Linked DNA regions of Mus musculus: region 2 is linked to region 1. The links are chromatin loops, found by intact Hi-C in ENCODE. Cell type or tissue: gastrocnemius. All regions are shown on one strand. Each heading gives the region's core, and the rest is flanking DNA. Links, peaks and the distances in the headings are about the cores only.

What was found. A loop is a pair of places that touch in the nucleus more often than their neighbours do. Peaks named below come from ENCODE experiments on the same cell type or tissue, not always from the same donor. Only the 100,000 strongest peaks of a DNase experiment are listed, where the experiment ranks them.
Region 2: a loop joins it to region 1, with 2.2 times the contacts of the local background. A loop is called at or near these places in 2 of 42 quality-filtered maps.

What each region holds. Positions count from the first base shown.
Region 1 is chr10:80,694,630-80,709,768 of GRCm38, forward strand. It overlaps Mob3a (MOB kinase activator 3A), which reads right to left and starts at 7,191. Exons shown (of 4, transcript NM_172457.2): 1 at 7,168-7,191. Izumo4 (IZUMO family member 4) reads left to right here and starts at 8,064. Exons shown (of 10, transcript NM_027829.3): 1 at 8,064-8,330; 2 at 8,420-8,500; 3 at 8,580-8,651; 4 at 9,101-9,127; 5 at 9,224-9,299; 6 at 9,410-9,457; 7 at 9,551-9,565; 8 at 9,789-9,806; 9 at 10,070-10,084; 10 at 10,435-10,753. The coding sequence starts at 8,087. The coding sequence ends at 10,522. Ap3d1 (adaptor-related protein complex 3, delta 1 subunit) reads right to left here. Exons shown (of 31, transcript NM_007460.2): 26 at 15,138-15,139; 27 at 14,771-14,859; 28 at 14,572-14,657; 29 at 14,118-14,239; 30 at 13,829-13,908; 31 at 12,327-13,354. The coding sequence ends at 13,259. In gastrocnemius, for the core only: no CTCF peak of the experiment used is centred there; DNase peaks (open chromatin) are centred at 3,318, 7,443 and 7,986; H3K4me3 peaks cover 3,542 bases; H3K27ac peaks cover 4,112 bases.
Region 2 is chr10:80,398,886-80,409,174 of GRCm38, forward strand. It overlaps Mbd3 (methyl-CpG binding domain protein 3), which reads right to left and starts at 646. Exons shown (of 7, transcript NM_001306143.1): 1 at 333-646. The coding sequence starts at 346. It overlaps Uqcr11 (ubiquinol-cytochrome c reductase, complex III subunit XI), which reads right to left and starts at 7,936. Exons shown (of 3, transcript NM_025650.2): 1 at 7,811-7,936; 2 at 5,251-5,401; 3 at 4,112-4,270. The coding sequence starts at 7,860. The coding sequence ends at 5,281. In gastrocnemius, for the core only: CTCF peaks have their summits at 207 and 4,616 (motif pointing left); DNase peaks (open chromatin) are centred at 31, 711 and 7,942; H3K4me3 peaks cover 3,803 bases; H3K27ac peaks cover 3,401 bases.

The DNA of each region.
Region 1 (15,139 bases), core at 3,185-11,184:
TGAGTCTCTGTCCTCCTGCCTCAGCCTCCCACTGGCTGAGCGGACACCCCCATGCCAGGCTGCTATGGGTCTTTTCCTCCATTTTCCCTGTATTCCCACCAAGACCTATAGACACGGAAGTGGCAGAGGCGTTCTGTGGCCCTCCTCACAGCCCAATGTCCTCTTAGGAAGTGAGAGGGTTTTTGGAGAAGCAAGTATTTTCTTCTCTTTCTTGAGACAGTGTTTCTCTGTCCTGGAATCCCCTCTGTAGCCCAGGCTGGCCTTGATAGCCTCTTGAGTGCCAGGATTAAAGGCATGGCCACTTCTGCTGGTGCAAATATTTTCTACAAACTATGGGGATGGGTAGAATCCCTGTTAAAATCAATTGTCCTTTGTCAGAAACAAAGGTTCTCCAGCACAGACACCTGGGCTGGCCGCAGCCTGTAGCCCTCCTCCCCTCAAGACCCCTGGTCGCCGCTGGGCGCCTCCTCTCAGGTCCAACAACTGCTCAGAACTGGATGCCAGTACTGCACGGTCCTCTTCTTTGGGCTGTCCTACTGACAGATAAGACATGACAGACACTTAGAACCTTCTAGAAGGACACCATGAGGTAAGCTAAGACTGCTCTCCTACCCCGGTACCCATAGGTTCCTCTTCCTCCCCTCCTGAAAACAAACCAAGAAAACAGAGCTCTAAGTAATAAGGCTCTGACCCCTCCCAGGCCAGGGTGCAGGGCTCAGGAGCCCAGAGTCACCCACTTCCTTCCGGAGGTTTCCACATCTGACTGTTGCCTTGGAGACAAGGCCTGAGCTAGTTCCATGTGTTCACTCTGTGGCAGGGCAGCCCCAAACCTGAACATAGCTCAGCCTCAAGGCCACCCCCACATGGAAAGGTCACTGGGAGTGGCTTGGGGTCAGTGCCTGAATCTTACACCCAGTACCCCAACAAAGACAAAACAAAGTTGAAGTGAGGTCTCTGCACACTTCCTCTGTTGTGCTTCTGGTCGCTGCTGACACTGTTTCTGAACCCTTATTGGGGTGGGACTGCATCCTGGGTCCTTCGAGGGGCTCCTCTCTGACAATGACCATTTTCTACAGGGCAGTAGGCACAGATCTATTTTGCAGATGAAGAAACTAGGGTCAATTCTCTTTTTGTTTTGGAGACGAAGTCTCAAAGTGTAGCCCAGGCTAGAATAGGACTTAATAGCTTCCCTAGTGTTTATTTGGAATTGTTTACAAAGTTGTACATTCTAGCTTTCTGATCTAAATACAGAAAGAAGGAAAAAACTATCATCAGATAACCAAAGGAAACAGGTGGAGCCCCGCCTAGAATCCCCCAGTGAGGGGCTGAGGCGTGGTCAGGGTGGTACTTGACTGGCAGGTATTCAAGTGTTTTGTTCGCCAGACCCACTTGGGAAAGGAAAAGAAGGAAGACTCTGCAATAGCATGGTCCTCAGAAAAGGGAAATGTGTCCTTTGTGGGACTCAACTGCAGAGTCCTCCTGCTCTAACTGGTTTTGCCTTTTCTGGCTAAGACATCTGAAGCAGGGCATTCTGAGAAAGCCAGGTCCATTCCCAACTGCTGGGGATTGCTGGGAACTTCCCTCGGTGAAACCACACTTTCAGAGTGGAGGGGATTTCCACAGCCGGGCCTGGCCCAGGTGTTTCCATGGGGCACAGGCTGCGGAGACGACCCATTGGGACTTTTCAGAGTATGGGGGTCCTGCAGGGAGTTCACGGTGAGCTGGGCCATCCCACCTGCTGAAAAGCATGAGGTCACATGCAGAGGATCTGAAACTCAGTTCTGCTTTAGCTTTCAGAAGGTGCCTCACGTAGCCTCACAATCTTCCTGCCCCTTCCTCAAGCTGACAGACTTGCCGCACCATGCCTGGCTTTTGAAGTGAGAGTTTGCAAGCTTTCTGAGAAATGAATAACTGGGTCTTACGGCTTTCAACATGGAGGGGGAGGGCTGGAGGGAGCTGGCTCCAAGGGTGAAGGCACTGTCACTGCCTGAGAAACAGTACCACAGGAAGGAATCCACAAGGGCAAGAAACTAGACTCTTCCCTCCTTTAACTTCCTCCAGCACAAAATAAACGAACAAATAGATAAATGCAAACGTCTTTGAGGTTTAAATAACTCCCTCAGCACTGCATCCTGGAAGGAGAGAAGTGTGGTCACATTCTGTGCGCCTCAGATGCCCCACTGCTGCGAGGCCTGGGGTAGGACTGCAGACACCAGGCCCTTCCCCCAGTGAGCCCACAAGACAGGCAGTGTCTGACCCCAGAGTGAGCCCTAAGGACAGCTGCAGACTCCAGACTCGGTCATGGAGGTGTTGCTCTGTGACCCAGAGCCAGCTCACCTCACACTCACTCAGCCTTGCTGCAGTCTGAAAACTCTCCCTCCATGGCAGCGCTCAGGAAGCTGAGGCTGGAGGATTGAGAGTTTAAGGTAAGCCTGGGTCACAGAATGAGTCCATGGCAGTTACAATAATTTAGCAAGAGGTTCAATTACAGTGAACCTTATCATGCCTGGGTATAGTGTGTGCAGTGTGTGTGTGCTCTGAGAGCTCTTAGCCACGCTGGACCCTGACAAGACAACACTGTCTCTTTAAAAATAACAACTCCGGGGCTGGTGAGATGGCTCAGTGGGTTAGAGCACCCGACTGCTCTTCCGAAGGTCCAGAGTTCAAATCCCAGCAACCACATGGTGGCTAACAACCATCCGTAACAAGATCTGACTCCCTCTTCTGGAGTGTCTGAAGACAGCTACAGTGTACTTACATATAATAAATAAATAAATCTTTAAAAAAAAAAAAAAATAACAACTCCGTACAAGACTGCACAGAGAGGCTGTGTCTTAGAAACTAACCCCACTAGAGTCCCAGGCTCGCACTGCTGAGGCAACAGACTACAGACCTGACTCCAGTGTGTGGGAACTCTCGGTGCGACAGACAGAGAGCCAGCTCCCAGACATCCCGTGCCATCTACACCTGAGCAAGTGCGGCACACGCATCACACAGACCTGTACTCAACAATAAGTAACTTTACGTTTCTTCCTTTTGTTTTGAGACAGGATCTCTCTGTGTAGTCTTGGCTGTCATAGAACTCACTCTGTAGACCAGGCTGGCCTGGAGCTCACAGAGATCCACCTGCCTCTGCCTCTGGGGTGCTGGGATTAAAGGCATGCGCTACTGTGCTGGGACATAAAATACAAACTTTAAATTAAAAACTAAGCCCCCTGGCAGTGGGCAGAGAGACCCCTTGCTGTTGGTGGTGTTACATCTGCCAGGGCAGTCCTTTGTGCATCCTGGCTTGATGCCTGGCGTGGTGGCCAAAGCCGTCTTATGCCTAGGACTCATGAAAACCGAACCAAATCAAATCCAGTCTGCACAGTGCAGATAGGAGGAAGACCACCCACAGCCCTGCCCTCCTGTGATGGCACTAGAGCCACAGGCCCCGTCTGTTCCAGCACAGATAAGGATGTCACCCAGGGGCCCGCTGTCAGGGGGATCATCACAACGCGCCAGTCTGTGGAGATGGGGGGAACAGAAGCGGAGCAGTGTGAGCACTGTGGAGATTAACTTAGAGATGGAGGTGGAGAGCCGTGAAGAGCCACTGTGAGGGGCCAGCTCTGCCACCTGGGGCTAGAGTGAGGTCCTAGCCCAAGGGCCACATCTGAATCTGTAGTTATACAGTGGCAGGGGTCGGTGTCAATGTCCACGGCTCATATTCCCTCTAGAGTCTGTGGGGATGAGCTGCTGGGGACCACGTGGATGTCCAGGGGCCATCTATACCTGGCCCCATCTCTCATCGGAGACAGTATTCGGTAGAGCTTTGGTAGAGTGGGCCCTGAGCTTAGCCCAGTGGAGCTGGCCCTGGTGGTAGGGGTGTGGGTGAGCCAGCCCCAAGGGTGTGAGTGTAGGAGAGCCAACCCTGCCACCCATCTGCTGGGAGGTACCCCAGGTACACAGGTGATACCCCACCTCCCCCCTCACCACCAGTGGCAGTCAGGAAAGCGACCCAGAGGGTCATGAGCTCTGGAGAGCTGGCCCTGGCCCCACTGCCATGAGCTAGTGCGGCTGTGGGTGATGCCGCCCCTTGCCACCTGAAGTGGAAAGGGAAGCAGTGGGTGGGAGAGAACAGGGTCACTAACTAGTTCTGCATGAGAACTGGCTGCAGCACGCACGTGGGAGAATGGGCCCTGCACCTTGCCTGCACAGTGAAGCAGAAGCAGCCTAGTTGGGGACGGCTTCCTTGGTGGCCCTTTGGTCCCTCCCCCAAAAGGACAAATACCACTAACCAAAATGAAAAATCTCTTGCATCACACTTAAGAAAAAACTAGTGCTGGGGGGTGGCGAGAGCAGCGCATGAGCATAGGGCGCTCCAGCAAGGCCTGGGGTTTGGGGTCACAAGCCTCTGGAACTGCAGTCCTCTGGGGATCTGGTGGTCGCTGCACCAGCCATACACATACATGCAGGCAACTCATAAAATAAAAACAAATACATCATGACACGGTCTCAGCACTCACCCCACAGGCACATAGGAAGAATTAAAACATAAGGAACATCAGGGGACCCCCAAGGGACCACAGCATGGAAGGAAGAGCTGGCTCCTGTCAAGGAGTCCACCAACCTCCGTAAGGTTGCCTGCTGTAGCTTGCACATGCACGCTAAACAAATATAGTAGTAGTAAGTAGTAGTGGGGCTGGAGAGATGGCTCAGTGGGTAAGAGCACTGACTGCTCTGCCAGAGGTCCTGAGTTCAAATCCCAGCAACCACATGGTGGCTCACAACCACCTGTAATGGGGTCTGATGCCCTCTTCTGGTGTGTCTGAAGACAGCTACAGTGTACTTACATGTAAGAAATAAATAAAAATCTTTAAAAAAAAAAAACAGTAGTGGTAGTCGTAATGCAAACATCGATAGCTGGGCAGTGGTGCACACTTTTGATTCCAGTACTGGGGAGGTAGAGGCAGACAGATTTCTATAAGCTTGAGGCCAGCCTGATCCACACAGCAAGCTCCAGCTCCAGGATATACATAGAACCACATAGAGAGCCCTTGTCTCAACCCCTATCCCTAAAAGCAGGAAGTCACCACACCTTTGAGTGATGGGATAAATGTCTTGGAAGCCTCTAGATCTCTATGAGCGCCAAATACAGTTTTAAATTTTCTGGTAGCCTCATAAAAGAAAAAAAAAGAGAGATGAAATGTACAACAATATTCATATTTTTGCTAATTTATGATGTGTTCTGCCCCATTGTAAAGCCATTATAACTGGATATATCCATTCCTGCAGTTCTAGTTCTTGGGGGGGCTGAATCAGGAGAACTTGACACGGTCCTGGGCTACCGAGGGAGTGACAAGCCAGCTGGGATGTGTACACCGCTGGAGCCATAGCTCTGTGCGTAAGAGTGCTCGGCTGTTCTTGCAGAGGTCTGGGATTCAGGTCCCTGCACTCACATGGCAGCTCACAACCGCACGTGACACCCTCAGAAGAGGCTCCTGTAGGCAAGTGGCACACATACACACACAATAAAAACTACATTTCTCCTAGGTAAGAGGCATGCCATTCACACAGTGCCCTGCAGTGTCGTCCTGGTCTCAGGGTGACACTAAGGTCGGGGATGGGGGGCTCTGCTCAGTCCACATCTCTGATCCCAGACAGATAAATTTCAATTCAAACATATGTTTCTATCACGTTCACTCCGCCCTAACATTGAAATTAATTCTACTTTGGGGTAGGGCTTATCACCCCCCTCCTCCAATACTGGGGAGGAACCCAGGCTCATACACACCCTAAGTTAATGTTCTGCTCCTGAGCCCTCACTGGGGGAATTCTAGGCGGGGCTCCACCCTGATTACACCCCCAGCCCTGTTGCTCTTTTTTTTTAAGATTTATTTTATATATGTGAGTACACTGTTGCTGTCTTTATACACACCAGAAGAGGGCATCAGATCCCATTACAGATGGTTGTGAGCCACCATGTGGTTGCTGGGAATTGAATTCAGGACCTCAGGAAGAGCACTAGCCCCCTTTTGCTCTTTTTGAGGTGAGATTTCACTAAGTGTCCCAGGCTGCCCTTGAACTTAAATGGCACTGGAATGGATCAAGATGGAGAAAGGACAGACATCAAGAAGCCCCAGGGGTGGAACTCTCTAGCCTTGTCACCTCTGCTGTTCACTGAGTTCTAAAAACAAGCCCAGGACAGGGGCGGTTAAAACCTGGTTTTCGGAAGTTCTCAGGTTATCTGCTTCTGCCTTTGTCAATGGTTAAGTCTGTGGTCTCTTTTGCATCCTGCTGCCTCCAGCTAGCACCTCTCTGAAGCCCCATCACTTACAGAGCTAGTAACCACTTCCTCCATGCTGAAGGAAGAGCTGGCTGACCTGAGAGTCCTACCTAACTGTCCCCTGACACTCCCACCCCTAGTTCCTGAGCTCCCAACTCTGCATAACGGTAGCAAATCAGAAACCAAAGTTACAAGGATACACGTGGAGCTCTGGAATAATAATTGCCCTGCCTTAACACTATGCCAACCTCTACTTGACTGTAGGCACTTTATTCTATGGAGCCTAGGGAAGGGGTGGAGGCAGGAGGGAAGAGAAAAGGCAAAGTTATTGGCGCAGACCTTTAATCTCAGCGTTCAGGAGGCACAGGCAGGGTGATCTCGCTGAGTTCCAGGATAGCCTGGGCTAAATATAAAAGGAAAGAATTAAAGAAAAGAAAAGAAAAGAAAAGAAAAAAGAAAAAGAAACTGCGGCCAAAGTTAACTTTCTGTGATCTGTTTTTGAGTCTCTCCATCCAGCCTTTCAATGGCTTATTTAGGGGAGGCCGAGGAGTGCTGAAGAGGCAGAAGTAGGGATAGAACCCAGGGCTTTCTACACACAAGGCAAATGCTTCACTCCAGAGCAAGAGCCCAGACCTTCAATGAAGTTTAACAGAAACGTGATCATTTCAAACAAATGAGTCAGCGGAGATGGGAAGGAGGATCCTATCCAGCCGCTGGAGGCTAGCCTGTGCTATCTAGGACCTCAAATATTAAACACGCTTTTGATCCATGACGCTTCCTTTCTCCCTCCTTTTGACAGATCCAGGTCCCCAGCGCCCACTCTGGGCCGGTCGCTGGACACTGTCACCCTGAGGGATGAAGTCCCGCTGCCCGCCGCCCGCCTTGGCCCTCGGAGGACCCACCTGGCTGTCCGGAACCGTCTCTCGCTTCGCCCAGTCTCCGGCCGCGCCCGCAGAGGGACACGCCCGCGGAGGGACACGCCGCACGCCCCGCCCAGGCCGCGCCCGCCAGCCGGATTTACTTCCCTTAAAGGGAAGCAGCCCGGATGGAGGTGTGGCGCCCGAGTTCGGAGGATCACGGTGTGAAAGGCAGGCGGCACTCCGCGCCCCTGGAGACCAGGACGGGCGCTGCTAATTGGCTGTAGTGGAGCGGATGAGGGGCGGGACGAGCCCTCCCTCGCTGGCTCGGGAACTGGCGCCAGCCCAAAGCGCATGCGTAAGGCGCTGTGGATGGGGTGGAGCCTGGGGACAGACTGGCATTACCAGTTGCCAATTGTAACTGGAGAGATTCAGTTACACTCTCCTGGGGAGATCCAGTAGAGCCAGCCCTGGGACAGAAGTCCGGATGGCGGTGGGGTGGGTGTGGTGACAGGCTAGAAAGGGGTGGAGCCATCCGTGGGCGGTACCAGGCCTGTAGGCGGAACCAGGCCTGGGACAGGAGTCTAATCGGGGCCTGGCCAGGTAGGGGCGGAGCCATCCGTGGGCAGGCGCTGTCTTTTTTTTTTTTTTCGAGACAGGGTTTCTCTGTGTAGTCCTGGCTGTCCTGGAACTCACTTTGTAGACCAGGTTGGCCTCGAACTCAGAAATTCGCCTGCCTCTGCCTCCCAAGTGCTGGGATTAAAGGCTTGCGCCATCAGGCCCGGTGGGCGGGACATGTCTAAGCGGGGCGGGACCAGAGTTGGAAGCATGATCAGGCCCGGGCAGGGGATGGCGCGGCCAGGGTCCACAGCGCGAGCTGTTGGTTGGTGCGGCGTGGCAGGGCGTGGCGCGGGAGGCACCGTTGGTTGGTGCGCGGCTGGAGGGTGCGGCGCTGGCGGCGCCGATGTTTGGGCAAGGCAGGCTGGGCCAGGCCATGGCCCTGCTGTTGTTTCTGGGCATGACAGCGGCGCTGGCCCGGGGCTGCCTGCAGTGCGACCCCAATTTCGCGGAGAAGTTCTCCTTCTATCGTCACCACGTGAACCTCAAGTCGTGGTGGGTGGGTGACATTCCTGTGTCGGGGATGCTGCTCTCCGATTGGATCCAGAACACGATGAAGGAGCTCCATCTGGCCATTCCTGCTGAGATCAGTGAGCGGCGGAACCCATTCCAGGGTCAGAAGAGCAGCAGGGAACCGGGCAGGGCCACTCATTTGCTTGCTTTTTCCTCCTGCCCTTAGCCCGGAAGAAGCTATATCAAGTAGCAGAAGCCGTGTACCAGAGGATGGACCAGCTGTACCAGGGGAAGATGTACTTCCCAGGTAAAAAGAGAAACAGGTGGGGCCGGTGCGAGCTGCTACGCACCTGAACTTGACCGTTCTGCTGTGACTCTCACATCAGGGTATTTCCCCAATGAGCTGCGGGCCATCTTCCGGGAGCAAGTGCGCCTCATCCAGAACGCCATCATAGAGAGTGAGCAGTGGGCTCCACAGAGGGGAAGATGATCATGGCCGCTGGCACTTCAGGGCTAGGGGCACTGGAAACAGGGCTCAGGGAGGAGTGACTCTGCAGGAGGCCCTTTTGCATAAATGTTTGCTAGCATGCCCATCACCCCCTTATTTCTGTCAAACTAGTCTCCTGGTGGCACCTAGGAACAATGGAACCATCCTTCCCTTAGGTTATCCCCATCTTTCACTGCAACTGACCCCTTCCTACATCCATGAAACTCATGTAGCACAAGCGTGTAATCCCAGCACTCAGAAATGAGGGAACGAGGCAAGAAGATTGCCACAAATCACAAGGCAGCCTAGGCTACCTTCTCTGTGCTAGGGTATCCTGGGCTACAAAAACAAGTGGGGCTGAGGTGTTGAGCTCTGGGCCTTGTCAGAAAGCACTATCCTGTTATGTCCTCCCCTCCCCAGGCCGCATTGACTGTCAGCGTCACTGTGGTAAGTGAACCATGGTCCAGGCTAAGGGCCACAGTGGCAGTGGCCCAGGCTGGGGAGGGCCCAGGGGAGTCTGGGGCTGCTTCTCATATATTGCAGGTATCTACCAGTACGAGACCATCTCCTGCAGCAACTGCACGGACTCCCACGTCATTTGCTTTGGCTACTACTGCAAGTATGGCTCATGCAGCAATCCCACTGCCCCTGGGGTCCTAGGCAAGGAAGGGGACCAGGGCCTTGGGGATACCCCACCACCAAGTCTTGTGTTCCCCCCCCCCACCCCAGGTCATCGGCACAGTGGGAGTCAGCTGTACAGGGCCTTCTGAAATACATGTGAGCTGGGGCTTATTGGGTACCAGGACATGGAGAGGGAGACACCAAGGGAGGCCACTTGGTCCCCTGACTCCAAACCTACTGTCATTGTAGAAACACCTGGCACAAGTAAGTTCCTGCTGGAATCCAAGGTTGTGTGTGCCTTATGATGAGGGGTTGAAGCTTGCCAAGGCTCAGGAGGACCTTGCCCACACCCTTCAAAGGTCTCCAAGTTCAGCTGGAGGAAGGGGGCAAGCCATCCTGGCTGAAGGGTCTTCATGAAACCTATTCTTCCCTGAATTGGTGTGGTGGCAGACCTGGAGGGTCTAACTGGAGCCCCATTCTATTTCAGACAGGATGAAAAGATGAGGTAAGACCAGGCCTTCCACTTGAGAGGGAGGAGTGAGGTGAGGAGCGGGGTATGGGGAGTGGGGAGAGGGATGGAGTGAGGAGGTGTGTGGGTAAGAGTGGGAGGGGATGCTGGGCAGGGTGGGTAAGAGCGGGAGGGGATGCTGGGCAGGGCTGTGTGCCTGAGGGCACACTGGCCATCTGTAGTCACACCTGCCTGTGTGGTCAACGCACTGCCTGAACCATGCTGTGTTTCTTCCCTGCGGCCTCAACTTGGATGTGCAGAACCACCCCAGCCTTGTGAGTGAGCTGGGGAATAAGGCTACAAAGAAGCAGGTGACCTGTGGAAAACAGAATTCCAAAGTCAAGTGGCCTCTTTGCCACAGACCTCTCATGCCCTATCGAGGCCTGTCATTGTGGGTGCTAGGGAGGGTCCCTATCCCACTGGCACACTTTAGGATTTAAGAACAGGCAGGGACTAGGTGTAGCAATGCATTCCTATAATCCCAGCCTTCCAGGAGCCTGAGGCAGGAGAATCTTAGGGGCTAGCTTGGACTATATTAATGGGCTATGGGAGGCAGCCTAGGAAGGGAGGCAGGAGGGCATGTGCAGACAATGGGCTTAGAGCACCTCCTCCTCATCCCCCAAAGCCTGTCACAAAACATAAAGTGTCTGGAACCTCAGCATCTGGTCAACCTGACCTTGGAAAAAGTCTCTGAGTGTCTGACCCAGCACTGACAGTGGCTGCCAGCCCCCAGCCTCGGCAGAGGCCAGGACTCAACTGCACTGTTGCCTCTGGAGAAGCTAGCTGCTGCCTGCCTCAAGTTACCCCTCCCACTCCCATGGATCCCAGGCTGGGCCGGGACAGGGGAGGGCAGGGAGATGGGTTTGTGTAAGATAGTGGGGAACCCCCCAGGGCAGGGCCCTCTGAGATATTTTGATTAAAATGCCCTGACATTTCTCATGAGGAACAATTCTTTAACTGCCAGATCTGGCTAGGTCGTTAATGTAGCTGGTGGCATGCATTTCACCTGAACATGATGTACAGGTGTGGAGGGGTCCTACGCTCCTATCCACAGAGGGAGGGACCAAAAAACCTGGCTGGTACCTGCAACATCTCCCTCGGGGTCCAAGGACCCTGGGTAACTATGGGCAGGGTTGCAGAAGGGATGCTTCAGCTCTTGCTGAGGTGGGATGCCAAGTACTCCAGTATGGCCTGGAGCATGCCATGGAGCAGATGACTTGGCCTCCTGACGGTCCTGCCTCTACAGGCGTGCTAGCTGGGTCTTCCTGCACTGCACCTGTCTGTAGACTGACCTTGAATTCTCTCAGCCTCAGGATGGATGATACAGTGGGCTTTGTAAAAGTGGAGCAGGTTAGTGTGTGATCCAGGTCAGAGACACAGCTGGACCACACTGCAGAGAGCACCTAGCAGCAGAGATAGGCTGGCTGGGAGAAGTTGATGCAGGAGACCCAGGGGTTCCTTTTTGTTTTGGTGTCCTTGTCACCTTGGTTTCCTTGTCACCATGTCCCCTGGCCCCAGGCAGAAGCATTTCCAGGCACATTCCTACAGTTCTTGCTCATGGGACAGGCAGCAAGTTAGTTTTGTTTTTAACAAGGACTACACATGGCAGCATCTAGAGTCCCTCCTTCCTCCAATGGACTGGAAGAGCAGTCTGAACAGGATGAATAGGGACACTAGGTGTTGTGTTGGGAACTCCAGCTGCACTCTGTGGCCAGTCATCAACCACAGCAATGGGTACACTGTAGCTACCGCTGCTGCTGAAGACTACCTCTGTGGGTCCTGGCTAGGGCTGGCAGGATGCTTGAAGCAGTGAGAGAGTGCTGCATGGTCTCAGATGGGGCACTGGATGAGGCCTTGGGCACAGCAGCATTTGGGGACTTCAGTTGCAGTTGAGTTTATTTGAAAAGGAGTCTTCCTTTTTCCCCATCAACGAAGTGGCAGTGAGCTGCCGAGATGGAGCAAGGGCCTTTTTCAACTCAAGTTCCTGCTCTCCCCCCTCACAGCCACAGGAGCAGTTAGAATGCTGCGGAGTGGAAAGGTAGCTCTGTGGTTAAGACTCTTGCAGAGGACCCCAGGTTTTCCAATATAGGGTGGCTCACAACTACCTGGAGCTGTAGTTCCAGGGAACCCAGAGCATTCTCCTGGCACAAGGTACAGACATTTTTTTTTTCCCTTTCAAGCTAGGTCTCTATGTCACCTTGACTATCCTGGAACTTGCTCTGTAGACCAGGTTGGCCTCCAACTCAGAGATCCCCATGCCTCTGGCTCCCAAGTGCCGGGATTAAAGGTGTGTGTTACCACAATTTTGAATTCTAGCATGGCAAGTGGAGATTGGAGGTAATGATACAGGACAACTGTCTTCTGGTTCTGCACTCACACCAAACTTGTAATCCCCACACACAAGGCACCTACTGGTGGAGGTTGGAGAAACTCACTGGTCTGTACCACCTGAGCTTCAGGAGCCTAAATGGCACACTGGGGACTGCCCTGGGGTACCATGGGGACACAACACACAAATGTTTTTTGACTCTTTAATGGGTCATTGTGACACCGATCGTCAGCAGCGTGATATATCTCTCTTCACATGGGAATGTCAACAGCAAATCAATCATGGAACATCATAGAGCTGGAAGGTCACATGGGGTCGGTAAGAGTACTCTACATGCTAAAGTGACAGTTGTCCTCAAAGGAAGCCAGAATGTCTGTAGACCACTGTCACCTCTGAGGAAGGCTCAGCTTGTGCCCAGCTACCCAGTTAGATGTCTCTTCACCTTACCCAGGAACAGCTGGGGAAGCACTGACTGCTCCCAGGATGCACACTCTCCACTGCAAGGCACTAAGCCCTCCACAGCTGCAGGGACAAGCCCATGATGTGTAGTGACAAACTGAGGCATACATTGCACTCTTCCACTGACCCCCACAACAGAACCCCAAGACAGACCACAGTTCTGTTGAACAGAAGAAAATCAAAGGGCCATCCCTGTTGTCTGCAGCTGAGCTGCGGAGCCACCCACAAGGACACTTCATCCATCTGACCTTGCAGGCTGTGGGGAAAAGCATTAACAGCTGGCCTTATCACCTCTCCATAGAGGCTACCAGTTGGAATATTTGTGGACAGCAGCATCTGGAAGGGTTCCTCCAGAGGCAGCATGGGGTCAGGAGTGGGGCCACATCAGTGTGTTTGCTGTAACCCTGCAGTCCACAGCCGCCTTTGAGAATGGGAAGTGGAGCAGCCCCTTTCTGGCTAGGGTCAGGATGGCCTTCCTTGCTAAAGGAGTGCAGGTCGGAATAAAGGATAATAAAAGAAGTTGATGCAACATAGGACCTCAGGGTCACACAGTGGAGGCCGGTGGTGTTAAATTAATGCTGGGTGTGAGACAGTACACACAACAGGAGAGGTAAGACGCATCACATCTTTCTGTGGTCTGTTGCACATCCTGGACTGCAACTCAGCACTGAGCCAACGTGGTCTTCATTTCCTCCAGCAGGCTGCTGAGCAACGTGGCATCGCTGCACTTCCCATCTACTGACACGGAGCTCTCGCCCTAGGGGATGGCACATGCACAAATTGCCTATGTTTGTGTGTGTGTGTGTGTGTGGGGGGCGCAAATGTCACCTCTCCTACCCTCCCTGGAGCCTAGACCTCACTTTATTTTTTTGAAGCTATGTAGCCCCAACTTGCCTGGAATGCAGTAACCCTGCCTCTGTCTCCTGAGTGCTAAGATGGCAGGTAAATAGCATACAGCCCTTCAGGGCGCCGGAGACAGTTCTGAGCCCACTCTTCCCTTCCTCTTGCCTTGTGTTCCCAAACCAGATGCATCTGGAGGGCCTGGTAGAACTGTGAGGGTTGGTACAGCTCAGCTAGGAGGTCTCGTCTAACTGTGGGAGATGGGTTGTACTCTTGGGATGGGGACCTTAGAGGACAGCCCTGGACAGGGAGGTATGTGCAGGGGAAACTCAGCCTCTTGTTGAGAGCATCCTGGGTGGCTGCAGAGCAGCAGGCACTGCTGTGAGCTCACCTTCTTCACCAGCAGGCAGACATGGTGGCCCTGGATAGAGCGGCTGTACATGGAGGCACAGGAGTCTACTCGCTCCACAACTGCAACAGACAGGGGGGTCAGGTCCATGCTCCCTGGCAGGCCCTCTCCAGCCAGAACTGCCAGGACACGGCTGGGGCCCATGCTGTGAAGGCACTCAGGCTGCAGGCCCAGGCCTGATGCAGCAAGGGTCTAATTAGGGGTGGGAAAGTAGCTTCTGTCATTTTTGGTACAAAGCCACCAAGAGTGTTATCACTGTAACATTGCTTACCGGAAAAATGGTGGTAGAAGCAGATCTTTGCCAGAAGATTCTGGAAAGACATACTAATGCCATCGACTTTGATGGAGTTCATGCTCAGGTCTCCTGACTCTAGCAACTTTGCAAAGGCATCGCTGTGGGAGGACAGAGAGTGTGTGATGGCAGGGCCTGGGTGTCAGCAGTCACCTGGCATTAGGAATGTCGCGGCATGAGGGCAGCTTCAAACTCCAAGGCAGCCTGGGCTACCTACATGTGAGCATCAGAAAGTGACAGGCACACAGGGTAGTCCTCCGGGACAGAGAGGCAACCATCTGCAGTGTCACCTGCCAGAAGAGGTGGCCTCAGGTGGAGGCGACGCCTGTGATGAAGGCTGAGCACTCTCATGTTACTCCTACCTCACAGCCCACATCAGCAAACTCTACCCCTCCTTTCCTCCCACGAGCTGTGTGGTGGGGTGGAGACACACCTGTAGCAGGGTGTGGTGATCAGGTACGAGCTACAGCTGAAATGCAGCCGGAAGTCCAACTTCTCATGGGTGGCTCCTTCATCATCCTGCAAGGAGAAAGGCTGTAGGGTGGACTTTCCAATCAGGCACTTTCTTTCCTGGGATGCCTGACATCCCCTGGGGAGCGGGAGGGACCTGGACCTCAGCATAGAGTGCATACCTTGGCAATGAAGGACAGTGTGCCTTTGAGCTTCTGGGCCATGACGATGCTCTGAATGGTGAACACAAACTGGGCCTCATTGGAGACGCCTGCTGGGAGACATGGCACTCAGTGGGCCAGCACTGACCCTGGGGTGTCTGTCCTAGCTGGGTGGGATGCTAGAGTGACAGAAACAATGGGCACTGCTGCAGCTCAGCCCAATGGCCCAGGTGGAAGCCAGCATGTGGCCCAAGAGTAGCACCGAGACACGGGAGGGTCATCAAGAGCTTGGGGCCTTTCGCTTCAGCTGTCCCTGGGAGCTCTAGTTAAGTCCATTGTGAAGAGCCAAGGTGGCGTGACGAAGGCTAGGGCCGAAGGGTAGGCTCACCG
Region 2 (10,289 bases), core at 1-8,000, 300 kb before region 1:
GGGTGGCGCGGATCAGCAAAAGGCAAGGCACTGGGTTCAACGCATGCGCGCTGAGGCGAGCCATGGCCGGCGCGTGCGCACTGACCACAGCTGGCACGTAGGACGCACGCTCGGACGCACGCTCGGACGCACGTCGCCCGGCCCAGACCGCGGCCCGCAGTCGGGGCGCCCAGGCCGCCGCAGAGGCCGCTGGGAGGCGCCCGTTGGGGCCCTGCGCGGCCGGCGCGCTCATTCACCTATAGTAAAAGACATCCCTGTGGCCGGCCGACAGCCCCGACCTCCTGGGCACTTCTTCCCTTTCCCAGCCCTGCGGGAGCGCCGGGCACTCCCACCTCTTCCGCTCCATTGCGCCCCGGCTTTTCCGCCCGCCGTGGCCGATGCCGCCGCCGCCGCCGCTTCTGCAAGTTGCGACCCCCGGGCTCGTCGCCGATTCGGCTCCCTCCGCCGCCGCCACTCGCCGCAGCTGTTCTGTCCCACGGGCCTCCGCCCTCCGCCCCCAGCCGGGCGCGCGCCGGCTTCGCCACCCGCTCGGCCCCCTCCCCGCGCTTCACAGCCCCCGCTAGGGGGGCCGCTCCGCCCACCCGCCCGCGCGTGGGGCTCGTCTGCGCAGGCGTGGAGTCGGCCCCGCCCCTTCGCGCTCGCAGGACCAGTCTGACTGCCGTCCAGACTCTCTGCGCAGCCGCGGCCCCGACCCAGCCTTCGCTTGCCTTCAAGACCCGCCCCAAGGCTGTGAAGCCAATCAGATCACTTCAGCTCCTCGGCTTAAAATGCACAGTTGGCTACGTCCCGCCTTGCGGGAGACGCCCACAGGGCATGGAGACCAATCAGCGCTCAGAACCTCGTTCTGTGCTTAACTTCTCATATAAATCTGCTCTGAGACAAGGACAGCCAATCAGCGTGGCCGGGGTGGGACAACCATTGCGTTTGCGCTCTAGACTCCGGAAGCACAGTGTGTGCTGCACCTGGTCTGTACCAAGCTGGAGCAGTTTCGCCCGAGCTGCCGTCCTGGTCCTGGGGTCGCGCTGGGCTGCACCTGCGCAGTGTGCGTTTGTCAGGGACCCGCCTGGGCTTTGTGAAAAAGATCGAGTACAACTCGGGGCCTTCGACGCAGTCCTGCTTCCCTCTGCGTTTCGTTCTGGCCTCTCGGCTGTTCCAGCCCCAGCCTCTATTGCGTTACTGCGAGGACAGAAATGCACCACCACTCCCGGCTTCACCAAGAACTATTTAAGAAGTTTGTTCTTTGCAGCAGTACTGAAAATAGAAAGCAGAACCTTACACGTGGTAGACTTTCTGCCGTTAGGCTGCACCCCAGCCTGAGTTTGATGGCTCACGAACCTATTTAGAACATTCCTGGCCAGCCTGGGCCACACAGCAATACCCTAAAATCAGGCCAGGAATAGTGGCACGTGCTTGCCATCTCAGCACTGGGATAGTGGAGGAAGGAGGATCAAGCACTTCAAGACCAGCTTGGAGTTTACTAGATCCAGCATCAGAAGGAAGAACAAAACCAAAAACTGGTTTCTAAGTTAGTGAATGGAGTCACTCGCACTATCGCCCCTTGTCTACCGCAGCCCTGAGGACAGGGAGCTGGGGGGTCACTTACTCCTGCTTGGTACTGTCGGCTGCTTTGCCACTCAGGCCCAGCCAGACTTACCCAGGGAACATGCCTGAAGGCCAACTACCTTCTCACCCAGGCTTCCATTATACAGTACCTGGAAGACCTCTCTTTGAAAGGGGACCCTCCCTGACAAGGAGAGCTGCCAAGGGATCATGAGGTGAAATCACAACACATTTAAAGATCTTTGTCTTGCCTGCAATTTTTGGAGCTCAGGAACTGTATTTTATGAGCTAGGATTTGGGTCCCCAGATCAGGAGGAGAGATCAGATCACAGTGAAGAAGGTCAGGGGGACATGGAGGCTGGGATTAGTGTTTTGTATTTTTGAGTCAGAGTCTGACTTTGTAGCTTTCCCTGGCCTTGAACTCCGAGATCCTTCTGCCCCCTGCTTCCCAGGTGCTGGGATTAAGCCAGGCTTGGTGTCTGACAGATTTTTGCATGTGAGAATGGCAGCAGAAAATTGACACTGGGGTTCTCAATTCTCTATTTTTGAATTTTAAAAATCTGTGCCTCTTACCATCCAGAACCATCTAACTTCCCCAGACTGGGTCTCTCAGCTTGTAGCTTACTGCTTTATCTGGGCTGGCAGGAAGGGAGGTCTCAGACATGCAGCCTCCGGGCAAGGAAGTTCAGGCTCTCACGCGTGTTTGCCAAGCTGGTTACTCAACTGTCTTTCTCCTTCCATCTTTTTTATTCTTAAACCAATAAGGGGTTTTAAGTGGCCCAGGATGTCCTGAACCTTGCTATGTAGCTGGGGTGACAGTTATGAAGTGCTGGAGATGGACCAAGAGCCTTGTACACCCTAAAGGAGCTCCATCCCTAGCCGTTTCTGATCTTGACAACTTTCCTGAGTTTATCTTACTGTGTGAATAGGTCAGAGCTTGCGCTCAGGTATGATGGTGTGGTGGTTTGAATATGGTTGGCCCAAGGAGTGGCACTATTAGGAAGTGTGGCCTTGTTGGAGAGTGTCACTGGAGGGGTGGGCTTTGAGAGACCCTCCACCTAGCTGCCTGGAAATCAGTCTTCTCCAAGCTGACTTCTGATCAAGATGTAGAACTCTTAGCTCCTTCTCGGGCACCACAACTGCCTGGATGCTGTCATTCGACCTTGATGATAATGGACTGAACCTCTGAACCTGTAAGCCAGCTCCAATTAAATGTTGTCCTTATAAGAGTTGCCTTGGTCATGGTGTCTCTTCACAGCAGTGGAAACCCTAATCAGATAGATCACAAGAGTTGTACTCAGCTGTGTGTGCCCCAGGCTACCCCACTCCTGACCCTGCCTCAGCCTTCCAAGCATGAAGACAGGGTTGTCCACCCTCAAGTCACAGGCTCCACTCACTAAGTGGCTCCAGCAGCCCTCACTTCACCTTCTCCCATTCAGCATCTTGAGGAGCTGGAATGTCAGGCTTGCACCCCAGGCCTAGGGAAAGAGTTATGCTTATGAGTATTTAGCTTACACGTCTTGTCTGTTCATCATGTGTGCCTGATGCCCATGAAGGCCTCAAGAGGATATGGGACTGACTGGAGACACTAGGTGTCAGGAATCGAACCTGGGTCATTGAAAGAACAAGAGTTCACAACCCCTGAAATATGAGATATCTCTAGCCTCTTCTGTGGTGTTAATTTGTCTTGACACCAGGTCTTCAGTAGCCTAGGCTGGTGACCTGGATGGAACTCTTGGTTGTTTTGACTTGACACCCAGAGTGCTGGGAAGAGACGTATGCAGGATTTTTTTTTTTTTTTTTTTTTTGGTTTTTTCAAGACAGGGTTTCTCTGTGTAGCCCTGGCTATCCTGGAACTTAACTCTGTAGACCAGGCTGGCCTTAAACTCAGAAATCCACCTGCCTCTGCCTCCCAAGTACTGGGATTAAAGGCGTGAGCCACCACCGCCCGGCTTCGCAGGATTTCTTAAGACAAGAAATCACTTAGTGCACACTGTCTGGAAATCTGACCATACTGGGTTATGAAGCACCGAGATGTATGTGCTGGGTTGGTGACAGCAGTTTTACCAAAAGGCTGTGGCTGATCTGGCACAGCTCTTACTTAGCATGCAAGAAGGCCCAGGGGCCATCCTCGGCTCCATGAACACCAGGCATGGCAGTGGACAGCTGCATGAGCACTTGAGAGACAGGGGCAGGAGGTTGAGAAGTCTAAGGTCAGACTTAGCTATATAGTGAGTGTGAGGCCAGCCTGGGCTATATAAGAACTTGTCTTAGAAACAAACAAAACCAGGAAGGAAGGAGCCCTGCTCTAGCTGGGTATGGTGGCCAATAGGGGCCGTGAATACTACTTTAAAAGCATTAAAGCTGGGAGTGATTTATCAGACCAGCTGAGAGAAAACAATGTGCAGTTTCCACCCAGAAAACACTTGAATGTAGTGTAAGGGTTTCTGCTTGTTAAAGACTCTCCCAGACGTGCAAGTGCTGGGGGCTGAGACGAATTTCCCTTGAGCACGGAAAGCCTTGAGGAAGATGATGAGGAAGGAGCCAGGCGTCCAAGGCATAAGAATAAGGTTTAATGCTGCACCCATCAAGGCAGCCCTAGTGTCTGTCAACATGGAAGCTCCCTGAGCGGTGCAGACCTCTCCAGTGTCCAGCTTCCTCAGTGTCTTCCACAGGACTACGCTGTGTCTGAGGCCTCGGCACATGGTACCTGGGGGAGGGGACAAAGGGTGAGTAAGCTAAGCACACTGAACCAGCTCGGGCAGCCCAGGGCCTCTGAGCTCTGGGAGTGATGCCAGCAGTGTCACACTACAAGGCCCTTGTCTATAAGATGGAGTGAGAGGGTTGGAGGAGCAATAAGTAGGTAGGAAATGAGTTCCATCCACCCCCCAGCAGACATGCAAAAAGTCAGGAGGCTCACTGGCCAGTCTACCTAATCCAGGAGCTCCAGTTCAACAAGAGACCTGTATGGATGGATCTGGAGAGGTGACCTGGGTCCAGTTCCCAGCAACCACACACAGCAGCTCATAACCACCAGACTTCAGGTCAGATGCCCCCTTGTGGCCTCTGTGAGCACTGCAGGTACAGCCCCCAAACACACACACAAACATGAACCTTAAAACACAAAGTGGACAAGCTAGAGAGATGGCCAGTAAGAGCCTGCTGTGAAAGGACCAGGAACTGAGTTCAAATCTCCAGTAGTACATCAAAGCTAAGCATGGCTATATATACTTATAGTCCCAGCACTTTAGGGACAAGGCCGCAAGAGACAGGCTGACCCTGGGAAGGTGCTGGCTAGCCAGGACCAAGCCAAAGTGGCACATTTCTGGTTCAGTGAGAGACTCTGATTAAAGGTGATAGATAGTAGAGACAGAGGAAAGCTCCCATCTCAGTCTCTGGCCTCCCTATGTGTGCATGTGCACATACATACTTGCACATACACACATATACACAAGTCAGGTGGTCTAAATAGGACTGTACTCTGGGCAACAAGCTACCAACATTAGCAAAATAGCCAGTTTGGTGTGGTTTGATGGGGACACAGTGTTGCATGCCCTCAGCATGCAATGTATTCCAAGAGATACAAGGAACAAAAGAGATGATGGCAAGGGACAAAAGGAATTCCTGCTTAAGGTCCAGGCCACCCCAGAACTCCCAATCCATAGAAGTCAGGCCAACACTCAGACTCACCATCGAGGCCTGTGGTGGGGGAGGGGCTGCCTAATCGTCCTTCTTAAACTTGCCGTTGATGTAAGGCACCCAGTCCAGGATCAGCCGCCAGTCCGTGGCCCACACCAGTCCCACGGCACCCACAGTGCCCCACATGCCGGCTGTGGGAATCCTGGTAGGAAAGAGTGAGGCTGTTAGACTCTGCTGGTAACTTAGCCTTTGAGAACCTTCTCCCATCATATCCCATGCTGATGTCAGTCAAGGGCCCACAATATTCCCTCGACTTTGCAGGGCAGGAGGTCCTGCATAACCCCCACCACCAGACTTGGGAGGCTGAGACAGGAGGGCTGCTTTGAGTTCAAAACCAGATTCACAGGCCAGGCAGGCTAGCACTCACCTTTAACCCCAGCACTTGAGAGGCAGAGGCAGGAGGAGGATGTCTGAGTTCAAGACAGCTAGGACTACACAGAGAAACTTGTCTCAAAACAACAACTACAGACAAAACCAGCCCAAGCTACAGACTGAGATCCTACTTGAAAAATAAAAACGTGGTCACCAGGCACAGTGCTCACACTATAACCCTAACCCCAGCACTCTCTCGGAGTTTGAGGCCAGCTCAGAGGGAAAAGGCCCCCTGCTACCAAGCCTGTCATGGTCACTGGAACCCAGGTCGTAGGGAACCCACACTTTCAAGCTGCTGTCTGACTTCCATGCACATACTGTGGCTGGCACTGGTGCCAACAAACACACAGACATGACATATAAAATACAACACACACACATACATGACATAAAAACCAGGGTGGAGGGGAGGCTGTGGCTGTTGCTCAGTGGATAGAGAGCTTGCCTGACACACAGGAAGCCCTGGCTTCCATCCCAAGCACATGAACCAGGTGCGTTCATGAGTTCAAGGCTATCTCTGGTCACAGAGAGAGTTAGAAGCCTGCCCCGGTTCCATGAGACCTACATGAAAGTAAAACTAGGAGAGTGCTCGAGGCACGGGTTGGGAACTGAGCCTGGCTGAGCTTGGCCGAGCTGTGCCTGAGTCCTTGACTCTCAGCACAGCCATTATTACTTTTTGCCTAGAGTTTTTTGAGACAAGACTCAATATGCAACTTAAGCACACCTAGAACCTGTGATCCTCCTGCCTCAGCCTCCCAAGCCTTTGGATTACAGGCATGCACTATCACGATGGGCAACATACTGTGGTAAACTTGTAAACTCCTGTTACATCGCATATGTGACCGTGACAGCTGGCACTTGGCTTCCGAGGACTGGATGTCAGTGAGATTCTTGTCTCAGGTGAGTGGGAGTTGGGGCTGATTCATCAGAAGACCCTTCCCTGGGCAGCAGGACCAGGCTACTGGGGGCAAAGTTCATCCGCTGCTCTGTTTGGTTATGCCCAGTGGGACCATGTGGATACTGCTCTGTTTGGTTATGCCCAGTGGGACCATGTGGACAGTTTGTAGACAGCCCATGAATCTGAACTACACAGAGCACCAAGATACCAGCCACTGAGCAACAGTGCCAGAACCTTACCTCCTCTGTCCCCTGCTAAGACACCCAGAGTGTCACCTCCAAGCCTCACACACAAACGGAATCTCCCACAGGTGAGCCCTCTCCCTGGCCTCCCAGCAGGTGTCTTCTGTCTGATCCATGCCACCCTCCGCTGCGGCCACTAATACCATACAGCCTACCCAGAAGGGTCAGTCATGGTATAGCTATACTCATTCATTCATCATTCATGGAGACAGGGTTCAATGTACCCTACCCCGACCTGGAATTCACTATGTATCAGAGGATGGCCATAAACTCCTGGCTCTTGCCTGCCACCACCCCACCCCTCTACCCCCAGTGCTGTGACAACCCCTGTGTGGCGCTGTGGATGGACCCTGAGCACCATCTTCTGGAGACTTCCGGCACCTGTGCGTGTAGTACCGGTTCTATGTACTACACGCACACAAACCCACACATATACATATAATTGGAAATAAACTATTAATAAAAATTAAACTGGAGAAGATGGCCCTTTTCCCAGAGATCCCAGGTTCAATTTCCAGCACCCACATGCTTCATAACCATTTCTAGCTCTAGTACCAGGGGAGCCGATGGCCTCTTCTCGCCTACCTGGATACTGGGCACGTATACGGTACACAGACACGCATGCAAAGAAAACATTCAGGTGAGGGTGGGTGCCCGCTATTCTAGCGTTCAAGAAGTGTGAGGCAGGATGATTGGTGGGAGTTCCAGACCAACTTGGGGTTACAAAAACACTGTTTAAACGAAAAAACGAAGTACACGAAAGACTGCAAAATCAAAGCCAAAGGCTGCAAGTCGCCAGGCTGCACGTCGGAGTTCCGAGCCGTAGGAGTCCAGGGTACCCACCCAGAGCCGCACACAAGGCTACCCAGGTCAAGCTGGGGAAACCCAGGCTTGGAGCACCTCAGACACCGAACGAAGGCGATTGCAGCTTAACCTCGGAGCTTCCACCTGCACTGTGTCCCGCAATACTCTGCCTGTTACAGCCTCAGGTTTCCCCAGTCCCCAGAGCACACGGTGGAATGGCGGGTGACCTCCTCACCAGTTTCTGGCCAGTTCCCGGTAGCGCGGGCCTAGAAACCTGCTCAGCATCGCTGCAGGGTCTCAATACTCAGGGTCACCCCGTTCCGCTGCCCTGGAGCACTACGCATGTGCAGACGTATAGCGCATGCGTGAAGGCGATCGCTCCACCTTTTCCGGGGGTGGCGCCGAAGACATTGACATCTACTTCCGGGGAGGAGAGAAAGACGTTACTGATCCGCTTCTGTCCTGGTTCTGTGGTTGCAGTGGATCCCAGCAGTAGCTCCATGCACACTGGAACACCGGGGATGGGGTGGGGAGAGTGTGTGTGACTTTGACCACGTAGTACTAATCTGATAATAACTTTAATAATACACATACTTAGGTGTTTTTGATATGGGGGTCTCCTATATTCAGGGCTGGCCGTGAATTCCTCAGACTCCTGCCTCCACCTCCTAAAGTGTAAGCCTGGGGTAGACAGGGAGTGCTGGGACTGGACCCCAGAGCCTTGGACACGCTAGAGGAGCGTTCGTCCCACTGAGCCACAGCCCTATCTTTGATCAATTTAAACCAGAGGAACTTGAGCACAGACCCTGAAGGGGAAAGGCTCGAGTTGGGCCACACCTTTGAATACATTTGAAGTTGTCGGTGAGTCGCTGAGGGACTCCAGTCAAATGGCAAGTGCCCTCTTAACCTCCATTTGCTTGGATTTTTGCAATGGGACACCTTTGGTGCACAGGCTGACTCTCATTGGTTACCCTCTCTGCTTAAGTCCCTGCTTTGCCTGATCTCCCAGAACAGGCACATTTTAACTACTCAGCTAACCCACTAACTGCACCCCTGACTGGCAGAAAGAAGGCGGGCACATCCTCAGATACACATCCCTCCGGAAGGAGCCTAGATAGAAGGTCTGTCCCTTGTTACTTCAGCCTCACTTTTGAATGGTCAGCGACTGGCATATGGGTGTCTGCGGAGCCCTGGACCCCACAGGCCCAATGTATGTAGGTTCAGTTATGCCACTGACCTTAGCCAAGAACCAGACCACAGAGTTGCTACATCAGGGGCGGGCCTTATTACTAGGTTGGGGGTTCCATGCCCTTAGGATTGTGGAGCAAGGAAAATTCTTTGCCCTCAGGAGACCATGTCCTCTGGTTGACACAAAAGGATATCAGGCTGAAGAGACAGTTCAGTGGGTAAAGTGTGTGTCATATAGCATGAGGACCACATAAACCATGTGTGGTGGCCCACACTTGTAACCCCTGTCAACATAGGATGACAGACACGGGATCCAAAGGCTGAACTACTCTGGTCACCTCCAGGTTCAGCCAAAAGCCTGTCTCAGGTACGGCTAGGAGCACTGCCTGTTCATTCATGTTGGGTTTGGTTTCCAGCACCCACATGGCAGCACCCAGCCCCTTGTAGCTCCATTTCTGGGAGATCTGATGCCCTCTTTTGACATCAGAGCCTGCACACACGTGGTGCACAGATAAATATACAGACAAAACATCCCATAAACTTTAAAAAAAGCAAAGCTGGGTATGGTGGCCACGTGTTTAATGCTTAGGACTGGGGAGACTGACAGACCTGGAGCTGAGTTAATACCAGCCTTGCCAGCATGGCAAGCTACAGGCCAAACACACACAGTGCAACCTTAAAAAAGGTCATAAGGCAGAGGGCCTCAGTGGTAAGTTGCCTGAGGACCCAACTTCATAGAGATGTAGCTACACTTCTGTAAGTCTAGATCAGGGAGATGGAGACTGTCAGAGGGTGGCCATGCACCCCCGGGCATAGGGACTCACAGCCACTTGGGCCCAAGACAGGTCAATTGCTTCCCAAAAGCCTGAAGTCTGGGTGATCCCACACTCTCCTGCCTGTTTGCCACTAAAGCAGAGATAAGGCAAGGCAGTCTTGTATTCATTCCAGCTGTTCCTCCCATGGCTTCCAGAAGTGGCAGGTTCCCGAGCCAAAGTGGTAAACAGATTATTTGCCATAACAAGGCGTTACCATGGTTCCGAACAAAATCTTCCTCACTAGAGGCTTTTGAGGTGTTTCAGGAAGTGTAACTTGTGGGGACAGAGGTCAGCATGGAACAGGCATGAACAGTGTTGTGGTGTGTCCTGGTGGTCTCACCATTATCCTACCAAGAGACTAGGATGCCACTGGGATCTGAAACAAGGGGACAATACTTGGGAGGGGACCCAAGGACCAGTGTACAGATGAGAATGTAGGAGGCAGCTGTGGGAGCATAGGCTTGTGTGATGTGTCTGCTGACCCAGCTTTACAGCTGGAATCAACTCACCCAACCTGCTGGGCACACCTGTAGGGGACGCTTGTGCTGGGACCCCCTAAACCTGGGCCACACCTTCCGGTGGTAGCCCACATAAGAGGGCATGGAAGGAGAATGCTTTTGCTTTTTGCCTGCTTGCCCTCACTGGTGTCAGAACCCTGTTCTTCAGGATTCCAGTGCAGACCCAAGACCAGCATCCCCTAGGAATCCTACA